2 separate regions of the Mus musculus genome follow, and region 1 is linked to region 2. Evidence: chromatin loops called from intact Hi-C (ENCODE). Cell type or tissue: left cerebral cortex. All regions are shown on one strand.

The links. Hi-C counts contacts between places; a loop is a spot of excess contacts. Peaks named below come from ENCODE experiments on the same cell type or tissue, not always from the same donor. Only the 100,000 strongest peaks of a DNase experiment are listed, where the experiment ranks them.
Region 1: it touches region 2 in a loop (2.9-fold over the local background); 3 of 42 quality-filtered maps call a loop at or near these places.

Annotation. Positions count from the first base shown.
Region 1 is chrX:142,694,386-142,696,885 of GRCm38, reverse strand. The region is part of intron 2 of Tmem164 (transmembrane protein 164); the gene reads right to left. Among named protein-coding and RNA genes, the nearest start is that of Tmem164, 14 kb to the right of the region's middle. In left cerebral cortex, no CTCF peak of the experiment used is centred here; a DNase peak (open chromatin) is centred at 1,482.
Region 2 is chrX:143,043,740-143,046,239 of GRCm38, reverse strand. No RefSeq gene overlaps it. Among named protein-coding and RNA genes, the nearest start is that of Rtl9, 55 kb to the left of the region's middle. In left cerebral cortex, no CTCF peak of the experiment used is centred here; no DNase peak of the experiment used is centred here.

The DNA of each region.
Region 1 (2,500 bases), 350 kb after region 2:
CGCATGCACACACCCAAGAGACTGAAGCTTCCATAAAAAAATCTCTTAACAAATGCAAGTGGATCCGCAGCAAGTCCCAGTGTGAACAGTACCCTTTATTGCAATTTTTCCTAACTCTTAGAACTGTGACTTTGGAGAAAGCTCCTTTTATTTATTTATTTGGTTGGTTGGGTTTTTTTCGGGTTTTTTTGTTTGTTTTTCAATACAGGGTTTCTCTATGTAGTCCCGGCTGTCCTGGAACTCACTCTGTAAACACTATAGACAGGCTGGCCTCGAACTCAGAAATCTGCCTGCCTCTGCCTCCAAAGTGCTGGGATCAAAGGTGTGTGCCACCACTGCCCGGCTCTTTCCTTTCCTTTTCTTTTCTCATTTTGTTTTGCCCCCCCCCCGCCTCCCCTCCCCCCCCCCATGAGTTTCTCTGTGTAGCCCTGGGTGTCCTGGAACTCAGTCTGTGAAACAGACTGGCCTTGAACTCATGAGATCTGCCTGCTTCCACCTTCTGGGTGATAGGATTAAAGGTGTGCACTAGCACCGATTGGCTGGAAAAGTTAAGTTCTAATGTCTGTCCTTCCCTTGGGTTGCTGTTTCTTGTACACATGTGCTCCAAACAGCTGTCCCAGGGAGCTAGGACTATCACAAGTAGCACCCTGTGCTCCCCAGTCCTCACCTAAAGAAGTGCCTATCACCCATCAACGCCTGTGAATAGACCGAAGGATCTTCAAGGTAAGGGTGAGGCATCTCCCTATCCCATGGCTGACAAGTCACAGAACGAAGGGGTATAAGGCTTAGAAACTGCATTTAAATTGGCTCTTCCTCTTGGGACTGGTGGCTTAGACTGCAGAGCACAGTCGATTTTAAAACAGCGGTTCTTGAAAAGAGGGGTTTACCAAATACTAGCATTGTAGAAGGCACTGTGATTTGCTGCTGCTGCTGCTGCTGGTGCTGCTGCTGCTGCTGCTGCTGCTGAGGATCCTTTTGTGCTATCTGCTGGTATGTTAGCAAAAGCATCAGGAGTCTGATCTCCTGAGCAGCAAGCCTTCTGCTACACTGTGCTTCCCCCATTAGCTAAGATACTGGTCTGCTTTAACCCTGCTTTTCTGGGCCTGGGTATGGATGTAGATCAGTGGTAAAAACTTACCCAGTACGCACAAAGCCTCGGGTTCTATCCCCAAGCTTGGTAACAAAATAAAAAGGAAGAAATAAACTTGCCTTTCTCTAAGCCCTGTGAGTGGTTCATTCTCTGTGAACAAGCACCTGCCCCTCAATCAAAAGATATTAAGAAAAAAGTCAAAGTGAAATCCATTCACCTGTCTTTATCTACCCCACCCACCGAAAACCACTCTCGCCTGCTCATCTCCTCCCTGGTTTCCTAGACTACCAATCTCAAGATAGCTTGCACCATGGAGTCAGCCCACTGACAGAAAGAAAGAATAAGTAAGCCAAGAGGTCTCTGGAAAACCATCAGAGCCACCTCCTGACCCCCATTCTTCCAAAAGACTAGTTAACCTACGGAAACTTTCAGAATGCCCACAACCATTATCGCCAGGAGCTAGCTTCCTGCAAGCCAGGGTTTCTGCCCACTGCATGCCCGACACAAAGATTCTGGGGAAGCTTTGTTAGTTAAAATTCTAAATCCAGCATCAAATCCCTCCCATCAGGCAGCCAAGCCTGAGACAGCAGCAGTCACAATGATAATCAGGAAGGCATCTCTCATTTCAGTTGCCTTCATGGTAGTTGGGGTGACAGTGGTGGCAGTCACTGGCTGTTGTCACCCTCCTCATCACTATCACAGCTAAACCACACTGAATGAACACTATGAACGTGTCACTTCCTATACAGTCAGTGACTTACCAATGGTTTCTCAATCTTTCCACAACCCTGCTATATTGATACAGGGTCGTTTCATTTCACAAACGTGGAAACACAAACTAAGCTGCCCAGGGTTACATAGCTAAAAGGATTTGAATTCAAGACCATAGCACCTCAGCCCATATCTGCCTTGAAATACATAGTACTACAATTTCTGCCAGTAAAAAAAAAAAAAAAAAACTACCTTCTGGTGGCATGCTCGCAGCGAGCCAGGACTTCTGCTCAATGCTTGATTGAAATGACTTAATTTAACTTTCACAACAACCCTGTTTGGTAAATGCTGTTAGTACTCTTCCTTAGCAGATGAGCAAAACTGATAGAGTAGTTCAATAGTACGCCTAAGGTCACGTAGTAATGGAACGCAAACCCAAAACCAGGAAATAGAATTCAAAAGCTCTCTCTACTAGGCCCAATTTACATGAGGACAAGGAGATATTTCCATTGCCCTACTTAGTCAGGAATCCTGCTGGGTCTCAGCAAGTGAATGCCAGTGAAGAAACCTCTCTAGTCCTCCCGTGTACAGTCAGGACTGGTTAACTCTAGGAAAAGAGGACCCATCTACTTCTAGACGTGTCTCCTAGCTCCCATTTCCTTCATCCCGATGTCTGAAGATACCACCTCCCCGTGGTCC
Region 2 (2,500 bases):
GAATTGTATAGTGATGATGGAGTTCCTGGCATCCTTTACAACTTAAAAAAAAAAGATATTTGTAGATTGGATGTCTTTCTGGTGTCCTCTGGGTTATAGATGGAGGGCCACCAAGTCATCTCTAGCCTTCTTGATGTAAGATGAACCATGGGAACAGTCCTCAGAGGAATGGAGCCTGTTTTCAGAATACAAACCAGGTTCTAAAGTCAGACATCTGGACAGATTATCTGGAATGGGGATGGACCTGGAAAGACTGGATATACAGATGCCAAGGGCCTGATGTACTGGAAGGGAAGGAAGACGAGACTTAAAGCAAGGATGTGCTGGTGGGGGGAAAAAACGAAGTGAGGGAAGCAGCATCGAGCGAGAGAAATGTGGATGTCAGTAGGGGGAAGCAGATGGCGAGTAACAATGGCTTGGAGAGAATCGTGAACTTTTCCGTGTTCGTTTTATACTCCAGTTTTGCAGCTGTGTTATTTCATAGCCTCTCCCACAGCTGCTCAATGAGCTGAGAATTCTTATCAAATCGATTTTATTTATATATTTGTTTTGGTTGCTTTGAGATAGGGTTACAGGACGTGTCCCAGATTGGCCTTGGAGCTGCGTGACCCTCTTGCCTCTGCCTCTCTCAGGGCATGGGTCACTACAATGGGCTCATGAGAGCTAGTTGACAAGGAGGAATATACAGGAGCACTGTAGTTGTGGAATTCGGAGCAAATCACACCACAGATCAATTGTAGAAGCTGGGCTCACATACCGATCAGATGGTAAACATGCGAGGTATCTAAGGAGCCAAGCAGCTTGTGCTTCTAAGAGGATCGTCTTTGGTATAGCTCGGGAATAGTCCTCAGATAGACCATTACCCTTACCAGGGTGTTAAATCATCCACATAAGCAGGGTATGGAGTACATCTATAACCCCAGCACTTGGGACACTGAGCTAGGAAAATCACAACAAGAATAAGGCTACCAAGGTTACCGTGTGAGTGTTAAACTAACTTAGATTACAAGGGGGGGGGGGGGAGAAAAAAACAAACCTGGAGGCATGATGAGCAGATCAAGAGGCAAACTATGGTCCATGAGCCAAGCCAAACTTCTGTAAATAACGTTTTGTTAAAACACGGTCACAGTGTCTTTTAGTTTATAGACTATTTATGTCTGTTTTCATGCTGTGATGGCAATACTATTTTACCCCAGTCTGTATATAGTCTGTAAGGTCAAAAATATTTATACTCTAGCCATAAAGTCAATGTGCTGAACAGGGCATGACAACGCAAGCCTGTACTTCCAGCACTTGGGAGGCTGAGGCAGGAGAATCTCCAATTAGATACCATTCTGGGCTATACAGCTATCTCAAACAAACAAATAAACAAACAACCCTCCCCCAAAAGCAAACTACCCACAATTCCTCTCACAAGAAGCAGCAACCCTTGAGTTAAACCGTGCTCTCAAAGCCTTCCTGTAGTGCAGTGTGGTGGTGGCGCACGCCTTCTAACCTAGCACTCAGGAGGCAGAGGCAGGCAGATCTCTGTGAGTTCGAGGCCGGACTAGTCTATAGAGTGAGTTCCAGGCCAGGCAAAAACAAAACAAAACAAAAACAATATAGTATTGAGTCCAGGTCCAAGGGCTTAGAGGAATTGAGAAGGAGAAGCTCTGAGAAGGTGGAACCACACCCACTGTGGGGAGGTGGCTTATGGGCAGGGTAACATGGCACGAAGTCTGTGAGATATGATTGGAGTCTGGAGGCAGACAAGACAAGTTCAACTTACTTCTTTCACTGTTTTTCCCAGAAGTGCCCTTTGTGTTCCACACTGATACTGAAGGCAGAAGTGCCGGGGCACAACGAACACAGGCCCTGGAGAGTTATAGAAGTCCAGGCCCTGGCTTTCTAACCGACTAGCTATGTGTCTCCACACTTGTCAGTCACATTCTGTCCTTTTAAAGTTCAGCGACTGGCAAACATAGGATAGATATTCCAATTCCGAATGGGGGAAATGAGCAAGAAAGGAGGAAAACGTGGTGGCACACGCCTTTAATCCCAGCACTTAGGAGGCAGAGGCAGGCAGATCTCATAGTTCAAGGCCAGCCTGGTCTACAAAGTGAGTTCCAGGACAGCCAAGGCTACACAGAGAAACCCTGTCTCGAAAAAAAAGCAAAAAGAAAAGAAAAGAAAAGAAAAAGAAAAAAACCCCACCCCACCCCCCACCCCCGCAAAAAACACAAAAACAAAACCCATACTTCAACAAGTTGAAGATAAACCAGCAGAGAACATTAAGTCAGAAGACATTGGGATAATCTTCCATCCCATGTGCTGCCTCTTGAACATACTGGAGAGCCTGCGTGTCCGAAATATTAGGCAGTCCAGCCATTTTGCTTTTATGGGCCTCAGCATATTAGGACAGCCTGCGGTGGCTGGCGTCACACAACTGCAGCTTTTCTAGGCTGCTTCTAGCCAGGAGTTGTATACTAGTGACTTAATGTTTGTTATTGTTGGGCACCCT